Linked DNA regions of Homo sapiens: regions 1 and 3 are each linked to region 2. The links are chromatin loops, found by intact Hi-C in ENCODE. Cell type or tissue: Caco-2. All regions are shown on one strand.

The links. Peaks named below come from ENCODE experiments on the same cell type or tissue, not always from the same donor. Only the 100,000 strongest peaks of a DNase experiment are listed, where the experiment ranks them.
Region 1: it touches region 2 in a loop (2.6-fold over the local background); 12 of 110 quality-filtered maps call a loop at or near these places.
Region 3: a loop joins it to region 2, with 4 times the contacts of the local background. A loop is called at or near these places in 10 of 110 quality-filtered maps.

Annotation. Positions count from the first base shown.
Region 1 is chr18:21,187,355-21,195,354 of GRCh38, reverse strand. No RefSeq gene overlaps it. Among named protein-coding and RNA genes, the nearest start is that of GREB1L, 51 kb to the left of the region's middle. In Caco-2, a CTCF peak has its summit at 3,113 (motif pointing right); a DNase peak (open chromatin) is centred at 3,174.
Region 2 is chr18:21,239,064-21,247,063 of GRCh38, reverse strand. It overlaps GREB1L (GREB1 like retinoic acid receptor coactivator), which reads right to left and starts at 4,832. Exons shown (of 33, transcript NM_001142966.3): 1 at 4,671-4,832. GREB1L-DT (GREB1L divergent transcript) reads left to right here and starts at 4,336. Exons shown (of 3, transcript NR_183513.1): 1 at 4,336-4,454; 2 at 5,729-5,787; 3 at 6,057-6,389. In Caco-2, a CTCF peak has its summit at 4,788; DNase peaks (open chromatin) are centred at 4,783 and 5,393; H3K4me3 peaks cover 3,636 bases.
Region 3 is chr18:21,382,549-21,390,548 of GRCh38, reverse strand. It overlaps GREB1L (GREB1 like retinoic acid receptor coactivator), which reads right to left. Exons shown (of 33, transcript NM_001142966.3): 3 at 6,874-7,039; 4 at 6,146-6,343. The coding sequence starts at 7,030. It overlaps GREB1L-AS1 (GREB1L antisense RNA 1), which reads left to right. Exons shown (of 4, transcript NR_187982.1): 3 at 2,962-3,036. Among named protein-coding and RNA genes, the nearest start is that of GREB1L-AS1, 64 kb to the left of the region's middle. RefSeq lists an enhancer at 2,993-3,793. In Caco-2, no CTCF peak of the experiment used is centred here; no DNase peak of the experiment used is centred here.

The DNA.
Region 1 (8,000 bases), 52 kb after region 2:
GTTCATTAGGAGTATCTGTAACTTGGACTACTATTTTCTCAATTACAGCAGAAAAACAAATGAGGGGAGACAAAGGAAAAAGACCACTGTGATAGCCACAGCAATTGAAAATAGGGACATGATTCCTGAGAGCTCAGAGAGGGGCACCAGATCTGAATTTAGAAATTAAGAAGTTGCATCATGAAGTAGCTACCTCCTGAGCTGATAAAGGAGGAACAGTCACAGGTGACAAGGGCAGGAAGAGCACTGATGTCTAAGACATGAGTCAAGGTGGGAAATCAAAGAACAACATAATTTTGTGGGCAAGTTTAACTGCTTGAGATAAAGCAGTGGAAAGTGAGTGCCTGGAAGGAAGGCTAGAGACGGGAGCAAAGCTGAGATCAAAGAGAGTTTGTATTTTCTATGCAATGGGAAGCCACTCAAGAGACAGCCTTTCATGGTGGCCCACCCCTGTAGTACTAGCTACTCGGAAGGCTGAGGCAGGAGGATGGCTTGAGCCCAGAAGCTTGAGGCTGCAGTAAGCTATGGTCATGTCACTGCACTTCAGCTTGGGTGACAGAGCAAGACCCTGTCTCTAAAAAAAAAAATAAAGATAAAGATAGAAAACAGAGAAACAGCCTTGCAATTCAGATACAACCCTGGCACCATATGGGGGATGTATTAGGGTGGGAATTGAGACTAAAATTATGATGTAATTATAGTAGATGATGGTAGTAGTAAGCAGGAAAAAAGGATGACTCAAATAATTGGAAGAAAAGATAAATAATTAGGTTTGATGGCTGGATGTCATCTTTTAGAGTTCAGATAGATTATATTTTTATCAATTAACATTTTAAAATTCTATTTAAAAGAGTAAAGTTAGTGGGAAAGATGATTAATTTCATGTTGACAAGTTAACCTTGAGCTGCATGGGAAATAGTGATGTGTTGATGCTAACAGGCAATTGAATATCTGGTTCTTAAAGCTTTGAGGAGAAGGTTAAGTAGAAGATATAAATTCATTTTCATCAGCACAGTGGTGGTTGCTGAAACAATGTGAACAAGATCACTCAGGAAATATATATAGTATAAAATAAGAGCCTGGATAGAAAAGACATTACTAATGCTTAGTTTAAAAGAATGATTTGAATTTGGATATGTTCAGAATATATTAGAAAGAAAGGAGATAATTTCTTTAATCTCAAATTATAATTCACTGATGAGGATCAGTGTTTCAGAAGTTCCCTGTTGAGGTCTATCTATACAAATATTCAATGAATACATTTTCTATTTATGAACTATATTAATCAGGACCCTTTCAGCAAAGGATAGGAGCTAAAGTTGCAAAATAGTTCGAAGAGTTGCTCATATCCTTCATCCAGCTTCCCCTAATGTTAACTGACATATTATATAATTTTAGTACAATAACTTGACAATTTTTTATCCCAGAAAAGATGGTATCCTTTCTAAAACATTGTGACATAAATTCCTGGTCAATTAAGATGAGATGTGACTATTATATTCAATAGTATTTCCTTAGAATTAAAGAACAAATTTAAATCTGGAAGTTCTTAAAGTCAAGGACATTTGACATCTTTGCTCTTTTCCAGTTGTATTTTAGATAAAACGTTTGCTTGTCTAGATAATAAATTGGGCTGTTTTTCCTCCCCTAGAGTACTGATGAAAAGTACCACAATAATTATTGAATAATATATGGGAAATGTCAACAGAGAAATGGAAACTATAAAAAAAGAGCCAAACGGATATTCAACAACTGAAAAGTACAATTTCTGAAATAAAAACATTCACTGGCTGGGCTTAATAGTGATTGGGGATGGCAGAAGAAAGGGTCAGTGTGTTAATCTGAGTTTTCTGAGAAGTAGACACCAAGAAGAAACCAAACATGCAAGGATTTCTTTTTATTGCAATAGTTTTTGGGGAACAGGTGGTTTTCTTGTTACATGGATAAGTTCTATAGTGGTAATTTCTGAGATTTTGGTGCACCTGTCACCCAAGCACATACGCTGTACCAATGTACAGTCTTTTATCCCTCACCCCCTCTCTCCCTTCTTACCAAGCCTCCAAAGTCCATTATATAATTCTTATGCATTTGTGTCCTCATAGTTTAGCTCCTACTTATAAGTGAGAACATACAATATTTGTTTTTCCGTTCCTGAGTTACTTCACTTAGAATAATGGTCTCCAAATAATGGTCTCCAACTCCATCCAGGTTGCTGCAAATGTCATTATTTTATTCCTTTTTACGGCTGAGTAGTACTTCACAGTGTATATATACCACATTTTATCCACTTGTTGGTTGATGGACACTTAGGCTGGTTCCATATTTTTGCAATTGCGAATTGTGCTGCTATAAACATGCATCTGCAAGTGTCTTTTTCATATAATGACTTCTTTTCCTCTGGATAGGTACCCAGTAGTGGGATTGCTGGATCAAATGGTAATTCTTTTTTTTTTTTTTCAACAGAGTCTCACTCTGTCATCCAGGCTGAAGTGCAGTGGCATGATCTAGGCTCACTGCAACCTCTGCCCTCTGGGTTCCAGCAATTGTCCTACCTCAGCCTCCCAAGTAGCTACAACTTGTAGAAACTACAAGTGCCCACAACCACACCTGGCTAATTTTTGTATTTTTAGTAGAGACGGGGTTTCACCATGTTGGCCAGGCTGGACTCGAACTCCTGATCTCAAGTGATCTACCTGCCTTGGCCTCCCAAAGTGCTGGGACTACAGGTGTGAGCTACCGCGCCCGGCCTGGATCAAATGGTAGATCTACTTTTAGTTCTTTAAGGAATCTCCATACTGTTTTCCATGATGGTTGTGCTAGTTTATATTCCCACCAGCAGTGTAAAAGTGTTCCCTTTTCACCACATCCATACCAACATTTTTTTTTTTATTTTTAATTATGGCCGTTCTTGCAGGAGTAAGGTGGTGTCTCATTGTGGTTTTAATTTGCCTCTCCCTGATAATTAGTGATGTTGAGCATTTTTTCATATCAAAACTGCAAGGATTTTATTAGTGGAAACACTTGCGAGAGAAAATGGAGACAGAGCTGGAGAAGATTGGGACAACCATCAGATTGTAACGCAAGTCTGACCCCAAGTGAAGAGAGGTTTGGAAAGACAACGGAGAGTCCTTGAGTCAAAGCCAGCCAGCAGAGGGCTCCAGTGTCTCCCAGGAGCAGGCTTCCCTTAGCTCCCTGCCACCGTCATTCATGTCAAGCATACTCCAGATGCAAATGCAGCAATAGATTTCAGAGCACAGTAGCTATGGCCTGTGAGCAATTATAGTCCCTGAAACTGGAGATCTGAGAGGTATATTCTTGTGGCTGCTGCCATTGACCACTTCTGCTCCACAAAGTCATGTTTCTACATAAGTGCGAGGAGCAACTCCTTTATAGCTCCTGCCAGCCTTTCTTCCTGAGGGGAAACTCAGAAGAGAGAAGTTAGTGTGATAGACAATAGCCCCTGTTACCATAGTTGCTCTCGGGGGCCACAGTTGGAACTCATCCTATCCCTCCTCTTCATCCCATCTGACTGGATCACAGATTTGTCCACCAGTCCTCTGTCCTTCACATAACAATCCTGCCTTGGTTGAGCATTCAAATGTCTTCGGAGCTCTACAACTCTAACAATGAGGTCTTTAGCCTGTCACTCAGCTGGGCCTACCATTCCTCTGTAGAAATAAGGGCTTCTTTGTAAGCTCTCACTGAAGATCTGTGGCTTGTCTCTAAATTTTTGCTAATAGTCGTCAATCCCTCATTATCCTTCTGCAGAATGTCAATGCAATTTAGCAATAACCAGCCAACTCCACTGACTTTGTAGGTATTGTTTCCCCATATTTTTCAAAAGTCTCTGTTTTTTTGTTTGTTTGTTTGAGATGGAGTCTCACTCACGCCCAACCTGGAGTGAAGTGGCCCTATCTCAGCTCACTGAAAGCTCCGCTTTTCGGGTTCAAGTGATTCTTCTGCCTCAGCCTCCTGAGTAGCTGGGATTGCAGGTGTGCGCCACCATGCCTGGCTAATTTTTGTATTTTTAGTAGAGATGGGGTTTCACCATATTGGCCAGCCTGGTCTTGAACTCATGGCCTCAAGCGATCCACCTGCCTTGGCCTCCCAAAGTGCTGGGATTACAGGCGTGACCCACTGTGCCTGGCCTCAAAATCTCTGTTAACTTACTTTTTACAATATTGCTCTCCACTGATACAGTTTCTCAGTTCACCACCAGTGAAATATTCCACAATAGAGCTGCTGTCTTTTTCCAGGGGCTCTCTTTGCTCCACTTGCCAACAGAATAGCATCCTGTGTGCCTGCCAGGTAGTGGGTGAGTCAACCCCAGAGCCTCACCTCACTGCGTGTTTTGTCAATCCGCCCATGATTTAACTTATTTTATTCAGGTGTCCCTTCAGAGCAAATGCTAAGACTGGATTAAACATGAAAGGCTTTTATTCAGGGAAATTATCGTTATAGAAAATGAGGGGGAAGGGAACTGGGGAAGGCTGTGGGAACCTCCAAGTCTGTCCTGGAGTGAAGGGGAGAGGGAAGGAAGGTTAGGTGGAAGCTTCCTAGACTGTCTTGAAATCCAGGGAAAATTCAGCAAGGCCACTGGGGAGTACTTGAGCCAAAGTCAGCCATTAGAGGGGCCCTTAAACGTTTGCCATACTCAGTGTTTGAGTGGGTGCAGCCTGTGGGAAGTGCGTCCTCAGCACAAACATAGTGATGAATTTCAGAGCGTGGCAGCTCGGACCCTCAGTCAATTATGCTTCCCGTAGCTACAGGCTTGGTCATTCTCATGACCACTATAGTCCATGAACTTGGAGAAGGACCATTAGAAATTATGCATTTTGAAAATGAAGGGGAGCAAAGATGAACAATAATGAGCAGAGCCTCAGTGATGTGTGGGATATTTTAAATGATCTGTGTTAGTCTATTTTCACACTGCTCTACAGAACTTCCCGAAACTGGGTAATGTATAAAGGAAAGAGGTGTAATTGACTCACAGTTCTCCATGGCTAGGGGGGCCTCAGGAAACTTCCAATCATGGTGGAAGGTGAAGGGGAGGCAGGGACCTTCTTCACAAGGTGGCAGGAGAGAGAATGATGCAGGATGAACTGCCAAACACTTATAAAACCATCAGACTTGTGAGAACTCAGTATCAGAAGAACAGCATGGAGGAAACCGCCCCCATGATCCAATTACCTCTACCTGGTCTCTCCCTTGACATGTGGGGATTATGGGGATTATAATTCAAAATGAGATTTGGGTGCGGACACAAAGCCTGACTAACATAAGTATAAGTATAAGTTGTCTAACATAAGTATAATTTCAGTCCCAGAATGAGAAGGGAAAGAGAATGGAACAAAAAAAGAGCTGAAGAAAAAAATAATTGAAATTCCCCCAAATTTGGTGGAAATAATCTACTTACATATCAAGAAGCTCAACAAATGCCAGCAAGATAAGTACAAGAAAATCATAACTGGACACATCGTAGTGCAACTACCAAAAACTGAAGTAAAGAGATTATATTGAAAGTAGCTGGAGAATGACATTACATAAAGAAAAACAGTGACATAAGTGATGGATAATTTTTTCCTGAGAAACAGTGGATGCCAGAAAAAAATGGAAAAACATCTTTAAAGTGTATCTGGAACATGCATCAACATGAATCATGTGTTAAGACACAAAACACATCTCGCAAAATTTCCAAAATATTGAAATTTTACTATGTTCCTTGAACACAATGAAATTAAAGAATAGAAAAGAAGTAAAGTTGTCTTTATCCACAGGTGACATGACTGTTTCTACAGAAACATCAGAACGAATGCCCAAAGAACACTAGGTGTATTAAGTGAATTAGTACAAGGTCAAAAGTACAAGGTCAAGACACAAAATTCAATTATATTTCTGCTAACTGGTAAATAATTAAAAATTAACATTTAAAATGCCATTTACAATCACATAAAAAATGTAAATCACTGAAATGTAAATGTATAAAAATTACGCAAGATCTCTACACTAAAAAAATATAAAACATTGAAAGAGGTATTAAATAAAACATCAGTGAATGGAGAGCTATATCAAAATCATGGATTAGAAGACACAATATTGTTAAGATTAATAGTCTTCCAAAAGTGATCTGTAGATTCAACGCAATTCCAACCAAAATTCAAATAGAACTTTTTTTTTTAGAAATTGACACATTGACTCTAAAAATTTTATGGAAATGCCAAAGACCAACAAGAACCAAAACAATCTTGAAAAATCAAAGCAAAGCTGGAAGATGTACACTACCTTATTTCAAGACTTTGTTTAAAGCTACAGTGGGGCGGGGTGCGATGGTTCACGCTCGTAATCCCAACACTTTGGGAGGCCGAGGTGGGCAGATTACCTGAGGTCAAGAGTTCGAGACCAGCCTGACCAACCTGGTGAAACCCTGTCTCTACTAAAAATACAAAATTAGCCTGGCGTGGTGGCACGTGCCTGTAATCCCAGCTGCTCAGAAGGCTGAGTCAGGAGAATCCCTTAGAACCCGGGAGGTGGAGGTTGCAGTGAGCCGAGATCATGCCACCACTGCACTCCAGCCTGGGTGACAGAGCGAGACTCTGTCTCAAAAAAAAAAAAAAAAGAAAGAAAGAAAATACAAATAAACTTAATTATATGAAAAGATCTCAATGACAATAATGTAAGTGAAATTGAAACTACAGTGAAATGTGTTTTATCTGTTATATTCATCATGATAAAAAGTGAAAACACTTGGTGTTAGCTGGGAATGAGGAAAAGTGAGGAAACAGGTTTTTTTGGTTTGTTTGTTTGTTTGTTTTTTGAGATGGAGTCTCGCTCTGTCGCCCAGGCTGGAGTGCAGTGATGCCATTTTCACTCACTACAACCCCTGCCTCCTAGGTTCAAGCAATTCTCCTGACAGCCTCCTGAGTAGCTGGGATTACAGGTGTGCACCACCATGCCCAGCTAATTTTTGTATTTTTAGTAGAGATGGGGTTTCACCATGTTGGCCAGGCTGGTCTTAAACTCCTGATCTCAGGTGATCCTCCTGCCTTGGCTTCCCAGAATGCTGGAATTTCAGGCATCAGCCACCACACCCTGCAGAAACAGGCATTTTTATACATTCTGGGTAGGAACATAAATTGATGTCCTCTCTAAGGAGGGCAATTTGACCCAGTGACTGAACTTATGATATTTATCTTGCGGCTACATTCTGAGAACTACAAAATAACTCTTGGCAGAACATGAGCTCTAAGAGACCTGGCCAACTCCAGCGTGGCTTCTGGCTGCCTAAAGCTGCATCCTGGGACAACCTCGCTCCCTTTGAGTTCCTGTCTGTGAAAGCTCAAGCTCAGTTTGTTCTAGCCAACACCTGACAATAGGCCCTGACTCCTTCTTTCTTAGAGAATTTAGTTGAAAGAAGCTTACATTTGTAAATCCTTTCTCCGTCACTTTGGGTTATAGAGCCAGTGTTTTGTATCTGTTGGATTCAATCAACTGTGGATCAAAAATACTTGGAAAAAAATTGCATTGTACTGAACATGTACAGACTTTTTTCTTGTCAGCATTCCCTAAACAATACAGAATAACAATTATTTATATAGCTTTATATTATATTAGATATTATAAGTAATCAAAGATTATTTAAAGTATACGAGAGGACACATGTAAGTTATATGCAAATACTACACTATTTTATATCAAGGATTGGTGCATCTGGGAATTTTAGTACCTTTGGGGGTCCTGGAATCAATCCCCCATGGATACCGATGGTATATATACATATCTCATATAAACTAGGCATGCCATTCTCAGGGACCTGAAAGCCATTCTTTTGAAATGTAACCACCAGGAAGGATAGGACCTGTCTCTCAGTCTGTAGGAGAGTCCTAACTTCAATAATTGCCAGCTAGTAGGCCAGGTGTGGTGGCTTATGCCTGTGATCCCAGCATTTTGGGAGACTGAGGTAAGTGGATTACTTGAGGCCAGGAGTTCGAGGCCAGCCTGGC
Region 2 (8,000 bases):
ATGTTGGGTGTATATTTGCCAAAAATATCAGGGATGCTGGAACTCCAGAACTCACAAGGGCATGCTTTTTGTAGTCTAAATTACCTTGACTATATAAGAACTCAAGTCAGTGGGCATAACTTCATTATCCATTTGTAGCCAAAAGATAACATGATTGGAGATCATAAATTTTCTCTCTGATTTTTCCTCAAGTTTTGAGAAGCATTCCTAGTAAAATTCCAGCAAACTGTGATCACAATACTAACCACAAATCAGCTCTTCAAGGAAGATTGCATTTTCACTTAAATATCGTTTATATCTTAGTTAACAGCTACTTTTCTAAGAGTTAAATAATAATAATAGCTAATAAATATTACCATAGACTGAAAATACAAGAAAACTACAATTAGTTTGAAAAAAGTCTATTGGAAAATTTGGTTCACTATTCATTAGTGGTGTAACTGACCACCCCTATATGTCTAGCTTATGGTACAGCTCAAAATGACTGAGGTAATGAAATTTCCATCACTCAGTTTGGAAAACTATAGCAATATGGCGGAAAAAACTATCCCTCACTTTGTATAAGACTAAAGAAATGCAAAGCAAAAGAAAGGTATAAAATGTTACACTGATTAAATTAGTAACAATAATATGTTTTAAGATAACATAAGCACACACATAGATTGTTAATGACAGTATAAATTTATATAGTCCTTTTAGAAAGTAATGTGGAAATTACTGTAAATCTAGAAATTTCCTAATAAAAATAAGAGCTAACATTTATGTGTTTCATGTGTTATTGCTTTTTATCTTAACTTTAAAGAACTATTAATATAACCCATTTTACATCTTAGTAAGCTAAAGTTCTGAGAAAATAAATTACTTGTCCAATATTGCCAATGAGTACTAGAGCTAGGTTTAAACCCACAACCTCTAATTTTAGAACCCACCCATTTACAACTACATTATACTATCCCTCAAGAAAAAAAAGATCCTAAGGAAGTTAAGGGAAAAAGAAGAAAAGAAAAGAAATAAAGTTACATGTATAAGAATAGGCATTATAGGCCAGGCATGGTGGCTCACGCCTGTAATCCCAGCACTTTGGGAGGCTGAGGCGGGCAGATCACGAGGTCGAGATCGATGAGATCGAGACCATCCTGCAACACAGTGAAACCCCATCTCTACTAAAAATACAAAAAATTAGCCAGGCGTGGTGGCAGGCGCCTGTAGTCACAGCTGCTAGGGAGGCTGAGGCAGGAGAATGGCGTGAACCCGGAAGGCGGAGCTTGCAGTGAGTGGAGATCGCACCACTGCACTCCAGCCTGGGTGGCAAAGCAAGACTTCGTCTCAAACAAAACAAAACAAAACAAAACAAAACAAAACAAAAAAAGAATAGGCATTACATTTTTTATGCTGCAAAATCAAAAACAGGAAGGCTTAAGTTAATAATGAACATCCATTGCATAAACTTTTATAAAATTATTGTAAATAATGGGAAGTAAGCTATAGAAAAAATGTTTATAAAAAACAGGGTGAAAATTATCTGCAATATAAAACATTTGTAAAAATATTCATTCATATGGCAAGATTGGGAAGGGAGCTGGAAAAAATAAAAACCATTACCATTTTGAAGAATTTCACTACTGGTATTGAATTTTCTTTTGTTTCTGTCAGCTTCATTAATCAATCAATATTACTCTAAGTACCCTTACAAATATATTCTTCTAGTTCTTATTCTTAGGATCCCAAACAATTCCTACAGCGAATTTATAATTTATATTAGACTTATTCAAAATAATTACATATGTTTCATCAGCGGTGCTTTTAGAAAGCTTTAGCTTTCAGTATGAGATCTCTATCTTAACATCAACACTTTTTGCAATCATCGCTTACAGTGTACCTTTGAAATCCCTTAATTTAGACCATACGCAGTCACTAAAATCAGCTAATTTTTACTTTCACAACCTTACAATCACTCCTTAACTCCTGTCCCCATCATTAGCCCAAAGGCTGCAGGTACTTTACAAATTAGAAGTTTCCTAATAAGAACATACTCCCTAGGTGAATATTTATCAAGTAACTAAAATATCTTAGCTATAAGGGATGTTCATAATCTAAACACTTCAGAGAAGTATAAATTAAATTATGTCAAGTCTCTTTCAAGTAGGTAAAGTTAATTTCCACTTTACCAAAAAGAAGAGTTTGGTAAGAGTAATTTTCCTAAAAATGACACTGTGGGCTGCGAGGAGAATTCACTCTCCTTAGCCACACAAGGTGACATGAGAGGCCCTCAGCCCGGTGTTTGGCCTCTATCAGCAACATAAACACACATTCTGTGGGTAAGGAGAGTAGCTGTTCTCCAATGACATCAAACTCGTAAGAGCAGGGATATAGTTTAAACATCTCTAACCTCCTCTTCATGAATCCACCATTCAGGAATGTTTTTTGTCGCCCCACTGTCTAACATCCACAGTCCAATGGTTATCTTTAGCCAGTTTTAGGACAACTATTTTAATCGTAGAACTCTGGAGTTCGAAGGACCCTTAAAAATCACATAGTTCAATTCCTTTATCTAACTGAGTGGGAAACAAAGTTTTCCAAAAAAAAGTTACGTCGTGTGGCGGGTTTGTGGCAAATCCAGGCCTAGAATTAAGAGATGCAACCAAACATCTGAAACTCGGCCTTCGTATTTATCCTTTACCACTAACATCTTTATATTATGTCATGTCAATGGGAGTATACACACGCCCTTTCAGTGTTTTCAGATACACACTGCGGTAGACAAAGTAAACTACTACAGTTCTCATTCTCTACTTCATAAAGAATTCCAAAATGGAGGAAAAATTCAATAAAGATTGCAAAAACCAGTGTAGGGAAACTGGTGTGTGTGCAGGAGGAGATATTAGTTTAATAGTTTTGCTTTCCACTGCATACTGTTCTAAGATTTTTAGCCCTCTAACTGATCTTCAAGGTAATAATTGTCCACATTTGGCTAAATAATCTCATGTCATCATGAGTGGGTATCAAGTTAATGGTCATCACCACGAATATATAGTTCAGTCTTATATTCAATCCCTTTCATCATCTATAATGTAATTCCATTTTAATAGACTTACGGAAAGATATACAAAAAATATACAACAGTGGCTGCCTCTGAGAAGGATGAAGGCTTGTATGGAGGAGAGGAAAGAGGGCTTAATTTACACTGTATACTCTTCACTGTTGTTTGAAATGTTTACCCTACTTATATATTCATTCATTAAACATTTTCCTCTTGAAATACATACCTATATGCATGTAACTGTATTACTAAATATTTCAACAATTTAATTTTTTCTCTTTTAAATAATTTTTCAGTATCATTCACAAAACCTCCTAGAAAATTTCAGCAAAGAGAAGAAACAACACAGTCACAACACTCAAAGCAGAGTTCCAGGATTTAAAGTCTAAGAACATATATAGATGAATGAGAGGTTTTATTAAGGGGGACTGAGTTCAAAAACCTTTTGTGGGAAAGCTCTTCCCTGTATTTAAACGGCTAGGTTTAAAAATGTGATTTAAGCAGGGATTCCCGCCTCGAGGCGGGGGGAGGCGGAAAAAAACACCTTACGGTGTGAAAAGCAGAAATTAAAATGTGGTTTCTATCCTCTCAGCCGGGGCCAGAGGAGTGGGTGGGGAGGATAAGGACCTTGGAACCGTCACGTTCACCGGAGAAAGGGGCAAGACTGAGGAGTTTCTCCAGGACCCGCAGCCTCGGTTAGAGGCAGCGGCAGTTCCGGGCAAACGAGTCGCGTTCGGGGACGTTCCTTGGACTCATGTAACTGAGAAACCCCACGCACTGAATCTCCACATGGAGTTTCCTCTTAATGGAGCTGGGAAGAGGGACGGCGGGAATGGATTTCCTTTAACGAGTCTCCCTCACCCTCCCCGGCCAGGGCGCACCTCACTCGCTGTCTGCTTGTGTCAGGGTCAGCTGTCAACACAACTCTTTGTGTCTCATTCGGAATAAGAGTGGTCCTCAGCCATGCACAGAAAAATGGACATGCTGGCCGGAAGACACGCGCGCCCGCTCGTGACGAAGTGACATTTGGTGTTGAGGAAAAAAACCCACAGACGCCGAGCGAGCGCCCAGCCACCTCTGGACGTTCTCAACTTTCCCAGGCTGAACTCCATCCATCCTCTCCCCGCCACCTCCGCGGCGCCCTACCTGTCGCCCGCCCGCCTGCCCGGCACCCCCTCACTGCCCCTGGGCTCGGGGAGACGAACCAGGTGCCCCCTCGCCGCCTCCGCCGGGGGACCCCGCGCTACTCGGCGCGCCGCAGCTCCCTCGTCCCACCCCCGGGCCGTCTCGCTCCCGCCACAAAGGCAGCGAGTAGAGCCCGGTGACAGGCCTTCGGCCTCTGGGCGCGGACAGCACGGCCGGGTCCCTTCGGTGGGCGACGCGAGGCGGCAGGGAAGGCAGGCACGGCTCCCAGGTTGGCACTGGCGCTCCCTCGCCACCCGCACGCGCTCCGCTCACACCCCCGCTGAGCTTCCCATCCCTCCGGAAAAGTCCGCTGCGGCGCTTCCCCGCGCGGCCAGGGCGTCCAGCCCGCCAAAGGGCAGCTCCTGCCGGTCACAGGCGAGCTCCCGCGCCCGGTTCGCGACCTCTCACCTCCTGCCCGCGCCCCGGAGTCCCCGCGGCCGCTCACCTGGCCCTAGCGGGGCGCGAGGGCAGAGGACCAGGGGGTGGCCCTCGGCTCGGCCGGGCTGGTCTCCCCACCCCCAGTGCCGTTCCCTGCGCCGCGCTGCGCTCCGCTGCTCCGGCCGCCCGACTCCGAGGTGCTAGCGCCGCCGGCGGCTGGCGTCTCTCTGGCAGGCGCGCGGTCCGCGCGCTCAGTTCCCCGGGGCGGAGCGAGGCGGCGGCCGCCGCAGCCGGAGGCGGATTCCTCAGGTGCTGCCCCTCCCGCCCGCCCTGGCCTCCGCAGCGGGGACCCCCGCGCCCCCTCCCCCCGCCCCGCCTCGCGCCTTCCCGCTGCCTCGGCGTCCGCGAGTGGCTTTTGGGGGTCCCTCGCCCTCTGTGAGGGTGGTGGGCGCGCATTTCTCCCCTACCCCCCTCCAACGACGCCCCCCGCCCAGCCTGTGGAGCCCTCGATGCGCGGTCCTCACGCCTCCATTCCCAAACCCCGCCGCACAGACGAACGCGCAGCCCCGCGGGGGTGTACAGGGGGTCGTGCGGGGGGGGGGTCTTCTGTGAGGGAGGGCTGCACCCCAGTGTGCTGACGCGCGAAGCCAGGAGGAAAAATTATTTCCCCTGGAGCCCGCGTTCATTCAGCCTGCTCTCGCCTCTGCGCAATTGCTTTCTCTGTTCACTGGACGGCGGCTGAAGAGCCCCAAGCGTGAACTCGGCCTGGGCAGTGGTGGCTCGGAAACCCTTGGCCTTTTGCATGAAGGGGGTAGGGTGGGGGCAGGGCGCGGACAAAACCAAACAAACCCGGGAGCTCCGGGCCCAAGCCGACTTTTGCACCTCCCGGAGGAGCACGCCCTCCGGCCCCGGGCCCCGGCTCGTCGGTAGCCTCCCGGGACCACGGGGACGGCTCCACCCCAGGGCAGCCGCGTCCAGCTGGCCCTGGGCCTTGACGGGTGCTGCGGGGAAAAGGTTCTTGAGAGATGCTGCGGCCCGGTAGAGAGATTTAGCTCCACTTTTCACAGCTGGAGGCTTTTGTTATTAGAGATGCGGCTCCATTTTTAAAACTAATTGTTGCCACAGATAGGCGACTACATCTCTGGAAGCAGCAGCTCCATGCTGGATGTGGTGGAAGAATCGAGGTAAGGAAAGGCTGATGTATTTTGAGTGCCTTTAGTGCAGTACAGCCCGGGGGAGCTCCCCGTGTGCGTGGGAGTGGGGAGGCAGCCGCGGCGCCCAGGCCCGGGTGGGTTGGAATCATTGTCAAGTGATAGGTACCATTTAAAGACATTGTCAATTAAACTAGTTCTCATACGATGTCCCAGTACTTTTGTTTGCTTGTCTTGCATTTTTCTTTTTTGCCATATCCGAAATACATTTTTTTCTTTCCTGTCACTTTTGATCCATGCAGAGGGAATGGACTGGAAGTTTGGAATCACCGGAAAATAACAAGGCATAGCTAAGCTGTGACTAGCAAGATAAACGATTTGTTCGAGGTTTGATTGTCCTTTCCCTCCTCCACTCGGAAGACATAGTTGTCTTTTTTTAAATCATGTTTTGTACCGAAATATTTTTATTTTATAATTGAATCCCTGTTGTTGGGCCTTTAAAAACCCATAGAAACATTGTTATGTGCCACGAAGGTGGGAAACACGGCTTTCTCAGTCATTGCTGTACTCCCACAATTCTGGGTCATGCACACAATACAGGTTTAGTAAATAAAATCCGTATGTTTTTGGCCCCACGCGGTGGCTCATGTCTGTAGTCCCAGCGCTTTTAGCCTGGGTGACAGAGACCCTGACTCAAGAGTGTGTGTGTGTGTGTGTGTGTGTGTGTGTGTGCGCGCGCGCGCGCGGGCGGGCTTTAAAATAACTACAACAGAAAGGTGCAGATGATTAGCAATAGCTAAAAGAATCCAAAGTCACTTAGTAAACTCATCATGAGAACTGGCCATACACGTGGAAAAGACAGTGCTGTAGAAACTGAAATTTTAAGTTCACCTGGTGAATATAAACTAAGCTCATAGAAGTTAAAGCAGGTGAGAATCTTTTGAAAAACTCAACCCATCACAAGGTCTGTAGAGTGTGTGGGGGTTGGGCAGAAGCAAAACACCTTCCAATTTAAAGATAAGGACACTGAACAAGGAGCCGCTTTAAAGTAAAACCACCAGTGCAGTTTTCTCTCTTAGTGCAAGGACCATTTGTTGAGTGCCAGGTACACTAGACCCTAGAAATGTGAAAGCAAATCTGGCAGTCACTCAAGGACCATAGTCTAATATTACAGGACTCTGGTATTCATTCTTCATCCATTCAACAGATATTGAGCACCTAATGTGAGTTAGACGGCACAATATATCAGTAGTAGTGGTGATTTGTCAGTAAACAAGGCAAGTCCCTAACAAGGGTAAAAGTGAGAGTAATCTATATATCCTGGTAGATTGAAAAGAGTTCAATGCCATCTTCATTAGATAACAAACTCCCAGCCGGGTACAGTGTCTCACGCCTGTAATCCCAGCCCTTTGGAGGCCAAGGCAGGTGGAACACTTGAGGTCAGGAGTTCGAGACCAGCCTGACCAACATGGTGAAACCCCATCTCTACTAAAAATGCAAAATTAGCTAGGTGTTGGTGGCACACACCTGTATTCTCAGCTACTTGGGAGGCTGAGGCAGGAGAATCGCTTGAATCCTGGAGGCGGAGGTTGGAGTGAGCCAAATTGCGCCATTGCACCCCCAGCCTGGGCAACAAGAACAAAATTCCGACTCAAAAAAAAAAAAAAAGATTTCACACTCCTGTGTCCTGAATTTGTGTTTCTGCCTTGTCTTCCCTTTGGGATTTCTATGTCCCTCAGCATGCCCAGTAGACCTCCATAATTATAAAAGATGATAGGGTTCAGAGTGAACATTCTGAAAAAAGGTCCCATAGTTTTGAATCCTGACTCCAGCCTGGTGACAGAGTGAGACTATGTCTCAAAAAGAAAAAAAAAAAAAGAAGATGCATTAGTGCCTGAAACACTTTTTTTTTTTTTTTTTTTTTTTTTTTTTTTTTTGAGACAGAGTTTTGCTCTTGTTGCCCAGGCTGGAGTGTAGTGGCATGAACTCGGTTCACTGCAACCTCTGCCTCCCAGGTTCAAGCGATTCTCCTGCCTCAGCCTCCTGAGTAGCTGGGATTACAGGTGCCCGCCACCACGCCTGGCTAATTTTTTGTATTTTTAGTAGAGACGGGGTTTCGCCATGTTGGCAGGCTGGTTTCAAACTCCTGACCTCTGGTGATCTGCTCGCCTCAGCCTCCCAAAGTGCTGGGATTACAGGTATGAGCCACCATGCCCAGCCCGGAACACTATTAAATGTTGACTGTG
Region 3 (8,000 bases), 140 kb before region 2:
AAAACAAAAACAAAAACAAACAAACAAACAAACTTTTTTGTTAAAAACTAAGGCACAAACACACACATTAGCCTAGGCCTACACAGGGTCAGAATCATCAATATCACTCTTCCACCTCCATATCTTGTCCTACTGGAAGGTCTTCAGGGCAAAAACATGCTTGGAGGGTCATCTCCTATGATAATAATGCCATCTTCTGGAATACCTCCTAAAGGACCTGCCTGAGGCTGTTTTACAGTAAACTTTTTTTTTTTAATAAGTAGAAGGAGTGCACTCTGAAATAACATAGATAATAAAATAACTAGGTAATAAAAAATAACATTTATTACCTAGTATCATGTGGTGTACCTAATTGTATGTGCTATACTTTTATATGACTGGCAGTGCAGTAGGTTTCTTTACATCAGCATCACCACAAACACATGAGTAATGCATTGCACTACTTTACAATGGCTACAGTGTCATCAGGCAACAGACATTTTTCAGTTTTGGAACCTACAGGACCAATGTCATATATGCAGTCAGTCATTGACCGAAATGGTGTTATTTGGCACATGACTGTATACTGTTTCACCTTCCTCTAGTCTGATGGAGAGCTCTCCTATAACTTCATCCTTGCCTATTTTTGTTGGGTCCTATCACTTGACTTCCCTGTGGCCTTTTCAGATTGATTTCTGAGCATCATTTGATACACCAGCCCCTGCCAGCCATTGACTGTGTCGGCATTCACCTATTTCATACTTGTTAATGAGTCCTTAAAATTCAAGTTTTGGCAAGCCGCAAAAGTAATTCATGCTCACAGACTGACATTTCTGCTGAGCTTTCTCAAGCAATACATTGCAAAAGGGAGACTAAGAGGGAAAAGTTACAATTTTGTTTCTGGGCTAAAGAGGTATAGAGTAGAGAAGGCACAGTTAGTGTTGAGAAGGCCTGAAGAAAGCAGGATTTTCTAGGGAAGAGAGATTATTTCAGAGCAATTTCTGTGGCAAAATGAAAACTACACAATCCACACAAATAGTTTTTAGTATTACAATCTTTGAGGGTTTTCCCATTTATGAGGACACCTAGAGGAGAAAAGCAATAATTATTAAACAATTACTGTATTCTATGAGAGGTGTGTGCCTAACCTCCTTCCCTTAAAAAAAAAAAAGTCAAGAGGTTCCTGTGCCCGTGAAAAGAGAAAATTCCTATTTGATGAAAAAAAAAAAAAAAAAACCCACCCCATAATGATGGGGGTTTGTAAAAGTGGCACGAGAACCAACTGAGATCCCAATGTCCAAAACTGAACAATTTGAGCAACAAAATAAATTAGTATTGGATTATAAACATAAAATAAATGTAGGTATTTATGGCCATAATGACATAAATAAACGAATGAACCCATCAATAAATGGGAGAGAAGAGATGAATTCCCAGGCAGTAGAATTTCAAATAATTTACGTAGCCTGCCCTCAAGGATGTGGAGTATAACTCCCTGCTCCTTCAGTGTGATCTGGGGATTCCTTCCACAGTATGTAGTGGAAGGAGAGTGGGGATAACACTCCTTCAGCCCCTCAGCCAGGTGACCAAGGTCAACAGCAATAGTGTTAAATCATGTTGATAGTATGTACCCTTGAAAGAATAAGATAAAAATTTACCTCTGTGATCTTCCTCCCCAGATCCCATAACCTCAATCTAATAAGGAGAAAAACATCAAATGAATTCCAATAGGGGGGTCTCCTACAATATGCCTAATACTCCCCAAACGGCCAAGGTCATCAAAAACAAGGAAAGTCTGAGAAACTGTCACAGTCAAAAGGAACCGGTGAAACCCCATCTCTACTAAAAATACAAAAAATTAGCGGGGCGTGGTGATGGGAGCCTGTAGTCCCAGCTACTCGGGAGGCTGAGGCAGGAGAATGGTGTGAACCCGGGAGGCGGAGCTTGCAGTGAGCCGAGATCGCACCACCACTGCACTCCAGCCTGGGCGATAGAGCAAGATTCAGTCTCAAAAAAAAAAAAAAAAAAAAAAAAAAGGAACCTAAGGAGACATAACAATTAAATCTGATGCCGTATCCTGGATGGGATACTGGAACAGGAAAAGGATATTAGGAAAAAACCAAGGAACTCAAATAAACTGTGGACTTTAGTTGTTATTAAAATTAATAAAAATGTATCAATATTGGTTCATTACTTGTAGCAAATGTCCTATACTAAGATATTAATAATAGGGCAAACTGTGTGGGGATATATGGAAACTGTACTATTTTCTTAATTTTCACAAATTTAAAGCTGTTCTTCAAAAATAAAATAAAATAGTTCTATTTTATCTTTTACCATGTAGCTATTTGCCAATACAAGCCACACAGGCAATTTAATTAAGAAGAGAATAGGAAAGAAAGGCACAGCAGGGCTGTGTCTAGGAACAGGGTCCAGAAGAAATCAACTCCATGCCAAAAATGCTCATTAAGTCAAGCAAAAGTTTATGAATTCAGTTTGTAGTTATTCTAAGAATAAGTTCGCCTGCCAAGGGTCTGGTCTATTTCTGTAAAGTATGTATCTATTTACTATTTCCTCCAAATCCTCATTGCTGGGATTCAGATCAGCTAATGATATACAAAATATATCATGAGGGATCCCTACGAGAGTAAAAACATTATGCAAACAGCAATATTTAATTTAGTTTTTTCAGATGGAAAATAAGCTGTGTATGTCTGTAAAAAAGAGTGGATAGCTAAAAACAAAATCTATGAAACATTCTATCTCAAGACATAGGATCCCAATATCCAGTGTGATAGGTAGTTCTATTTTCCCACTACTAGAAATATGTCTGATTAATAGTCTAATAAACATCAAATATTAAATCTCAGTTAAAACCTTGAACTAAATGAAAAAACAAAACAAAACCTTAGGACTCCCCAACAGGGTAATTCTGAATTACATCTAAATAATTCTGAAGGACTGATGTGATCTTTCTTTTAGAGGCTACGAGAAGATCTGGTTAAGAGTATCCTAAGGGAGGATCTAAGCCTGTTCATACTCTACAAGCAAAGAAACGTAAGTTAGTGATAACAGGCATACAAATAATTTTTTTGACAAATCTGCCCCTGAAATAATTTCATTTTCTGAAGATAACACTGAAATGTTGCTCTAAAACCAGAGCAAATGATTTTAATTTTTTTAAAAAGGAATAATAGTAGACAGGTCTTCTTTATAAACTTCATCTGCATTTCCTTAAGAAAACAGCCAAAGATTTCACTTCACAGAAACAGATTAGCATTCTCCAATTATCTCCAACTTGAAGGTTACAGAGTAAACTAAAAGAGGGCAGGGAAAACTTTACAGAACCAGCTATAAACACAAACTAGAGTAATCAAAGCAGTATTTGGAGGCCTAAAATTTGGTTGTCCTTTACCCCTCTGGACAATCAACTGCCTCCCAGCAGGGTAGGAACCTACACTACTCCGATAATTTACATAAGAAATTAGCAACCAAAATTTACATCTGAATGGTAAACCCCAGCAGCCCATCAGGTGTTAAGTATTTGCTTATCTAAATTGCCTCTAAAAATAGCTTTACCTTTCTTTGAGCCTTAAGTAAATAGAGGATTTCCCATGAAGGGAAGGTGGTATGCTTATTTAGGTTCAGGCAGTATATTGCCCTATTTCACTGCCATTTTCATAAGGAAAATTTCAGAACTGTTCTCCCTTTGAGTAAGAAGGCTCTTAAAACTATCTTAGAATGAGTTCAATTGAAAGAGCTACTGGCTGGGCGTGGTGGCTCACGCCTGTAATCCTAGCACTTTGGGAGGCCGAGGCAGGCGGATCACGAAGTCAGGAGATCTAGACCATCCTGGCTAACACGGTGGAATCCTGTCTCTACTAAAAATACATAAAAAAGAAGCCAGGCATGTTAGCGGGCGCCTGTAGTCCCAGCTACTCAGGAGGCTGAGGACTCAAAAAAAAAAAAAAAAAAAGCTACTGGCCAGGCACAGTGGCTCACGCCTATAATCCCAGCACTTTGGGAGCCGAGGAGGGTGGATCATGAGGTCAGGAGTTCAAGACCAGCCTGGTCAAGATGGTGAAACCCCATCTCTACTAAAAATACAAAAATTAGCCAGGCGTGGTGGCGGGCACCTGTTATCCCAGCTACTTGTGAGGCTGAGGCAGAGAACTGCTTGAACCCGGGAGGTGGAGGCTGCAGTGAGCTGAGGTCGCGCCACTGCACTCCAGCCTGGGCAACACAGTGAGACTCCGTCTCAAATAAAAAAAAAGGTATCTACAAACTATAAACTACCAAATTAATTATAAACTTTGTGTTTTAAATGCCTTCCCCCAAGGTGAATTAAAACGGGAAAAAAATGGACATTAATTATAAGAACCAAAAGTAGCTGATACAGGAATCTAAGTGTAGGACTAGTGTTTTTGAATTGTTTTGGAATATAAATCTTGAACTTGAGTGAGACAGTTAAAAAAACTGCACCTCCTTTATCTTTAAAATGATATTACCCTTCCCATACACTCTCATATTCTCATGTTTTAAAGTTTAAGAAATACTGGCTATCTCTAGATCACTAAGTTTATTATACCTTGGTGGGTACTAAACAGCTCTCCATACCTGCTTATAAAAAACACCAGTGTCAGATACCCTGTAAGGCAAACTAAAAACATACCTAGGGCACAGGAAGAATGGAAACCTCTCTCCCATGTTTTGGTATAAAATTAGATATTTGAAAATTATCCTCTAAAGCTTTTACTCTATGTAACTCTCACACATAACAAGATTCTCAATGGGAATCCAACAACGTTTTAAGCACTATTTCACCTTCCATTTTGTTACCTGATAAATGAGTTGACAGCTCAATTAAATAAAAGGCATGAAGATGGACGTAAAGCAAGTAAGAAGAAACATAATGCTAGTCACCTCCTACACCTCCACAGGCTTAAAGGCCTGTATTATGTCAATAATGAATAAATCCATATATATTATATTAAGTTTGAGCAATCATAAACAAATTCATAAGGAATAATGCGCTACAGGCAGGGCCGAATCAAAGAGCAGTAGTACTAATTGCTAGAGGCCACCTTTAGTGAATTGGGCACTTAAGAAGCTACCAGAATTATTCAGGTTTCCTCATCTCCTAGGTAGGGGATTTTGACTCCTTTACGGTTTATCACATTGTCCAAAAAAAAAAAAAAGTCAAGAGAAAATAAAACTCCCAAGCAGGGCTTTCTGACTTTCCATATTTGAACCTCTAGTTTTTCTCTAATTCTTTGCACTTTAAGCTTTGTAAGAGGAATGTTCTGAAATTATATCCCTTTTCTTCTTCTCCCATTTCCCCCACTCCAAAATTTTCATGCACTGAAATCATCCTAGGTCCAAGTCATTCTGGGTATAAGAACAATACTCTGGCTAATCGGGACAAAGTATTATTCATGAACTAATTAGGCTGGGATGGTCAGAAAATAGCACAGTAAACTATTAAATGGAGGGAAGAGAGTGTAATTTAAGTTATGATATCACCAAAACCATGAAATACTGGAAATGCTTTATACTAGGATTTTCTTGTAAAGTGTGAAGCCTTGGTGGAAGAGGAGGTTGACCCTAATAAATAAAAAGGGATTAACAAAATATACACATTTTAATCCTCTATAAATTTTTACATTTATAATATGTATAAAATATTTTAATCCTCTATATCGGATGAGTGTTCAAAATAAATGTAAACGGTAAATATGAAATCTCTAATATCTCTCTGATTGTTTGCAGGGCCGGGGGCGGGGGGGAATAGAAAGAAGTACGAAGAGGGAATACTAAAAAAGTCCTAAAATAGTAGCATTCTTGCAGAAAGTACTTGGAATACTGGAAAAGCCTTGACCTGGGTTTAGAATTGCCTCTGCAATTCTAAACAGACCATCTCAGGGAAGTCAACAACTGTGAATTTCAGTCTCTTTATCTGTTAAGATGGGATGATAATACTTGTCTTTCTTACAGACATCTGTTGTGAAGTCACAGGAGATAATGTGAATGAGAGCATAATCATTTCTCATTCCTCTCCATACGATAATTACTAGTTTCCAGCCTTGAGCACCTCATGTAATAATTAGAAATATGTCAGACAATATTAGAGACAAAATAGCAAAAAGAAAACACAACTGAAACCCACCATCTGTAGTGCAAGATCCTTCTGGGGCAGGTTTTTGTGAATAGGGAATTGGTGGGCTGTTTGAATCAGACATTTCTTCATCGTCTTCATCATCTTCCATTTCATTAACTGTTAGATTGTTAGAAAAATCCAGACTTCCATTTTGAGTGTAGCGGTTTACCAAATCTTTGTCCAGATCCTCCACCTTGGGTTTGACATCTGGGTAAGCAAATAAATCACAGCAGATTTAATAAAAAGATGCTTATGGAAAAATGCACAGTTCTGAAAGACATAATTGAAGAAAAAAGGTCTAGCATTTTCTAACATTTAGCCAATTTATCTCAGAGGTCCCAAGATTTGGAATCCCCACTTCTAAAACAAGAATCCCACTTTTTAAAAAAGGAGTCCAGTGGCCGGGTGCAGTGGCTCATGCCTGTAATCCCAGCACTTTGGGAGGCGGAGGCGGGCGGATCACGAGGTCAGGAGTTCAAGACCAGCCTGACCAACATGGTGAAATCCTGTCTTTAATAAAAATACAAAAAAAATTAGCCAGGAGTGGTGGCGTGCACCTGTAATCCCAGCTACTCAGGAGGCTGAGGCAGGAGAATTGCTTGAACCCAGGAGGCAGACGTTGCAGTGAGCCGAGATCACGCCACTGCACTCCAGCCTGGGCAACAGACGGAGACTCCATCTCAAAAAAACAAAACAAAAAAAAAGAATCCAGAAATGTGTGTGATTGAGAAACTTACCTGCAGATGAGAAAGGATGCTGGTCAGGGTCCAGGTATAGCTGGGAAAAAATTGGCCGTGGTACCACACTACTACATCTGAGGGAGGCTTCTATGGAGTTGTGGAGAGCTTCCTCAAATCGAGCAGATTTCAGTTGCCCAGCATATGAATTCCCCATGATCTACACCTACCCATCCCCAAGAAAAAGAAGAAAGGATAAAATTGATATAATTAGAGGTTCTATGTCTCAAAGTACAGGTAGAGCTAATTTAAACTATGTCCATATATCTTGTTAAGATGTGAAATATATGAACTACCCAGAGATCTTAAGACAGCTTGTGTAAGTTACTTGTTATCATGTCACGTGTGCTTTTTGTCTTCACAGCCCAAACCCAACTCAAAAAGCCCCTTTGAGGGATTTTGTATCTATAACAGTAATAAATGCTTAAGTCAAGGCTCTCCAACCAGTAAATCAAGACTGACCTGTCAGTCATGAATCCCAACCTGGTTAACAATGTGGCCATATCACCTTTATAGGAGGCTACTATAACTCCCTAGAAACTCTATCAGTGGTTTCAGAGTAAGTAATGAATTTTCTCTTTACAAAGATCTATTACTCTAGATGGGGGAAAAAGGCTCTCTTCTGGAAAAAAAATGAAAGTTTTATGGTTATATATTTAATTAAATTTCTGAAAGCAAGACGAGCGTTTTCAACTTGAATAATTCATTTATGTATTACTAGTATTTGAAAAACACTGTTATTTCTTTTGCTTCATCTGAAGTACAATCTTATTTGGGACCCTTCAATTAAGTATATGGCAAAAAACTTTGAAGTCATGACCTTTACTTCTCATCACTAATATTTATATAGTACTATAGTACTTGCTGGTTATAAAAATTTCCATGTATAGGGTGGGCATAGTGGCTCATGCCTGTAAACCCGGCACTTTGGGAGGCTGGGGCAGGTGACATGAGGTCAGGAGATTGCGACCAGCCTGGCTAACATGGTGAAACCCCGTCTCTACTAAAATACAAAAATTAGCCAGGCATGGTGGCATGTGCCTGTAGTCCCAGCTACTCAGGAGGCTGAGGCAGGAGAATCACTTGAATCCGGGAGGCGGAGGTTGCAGTAAGCCGAGATTGCGCCA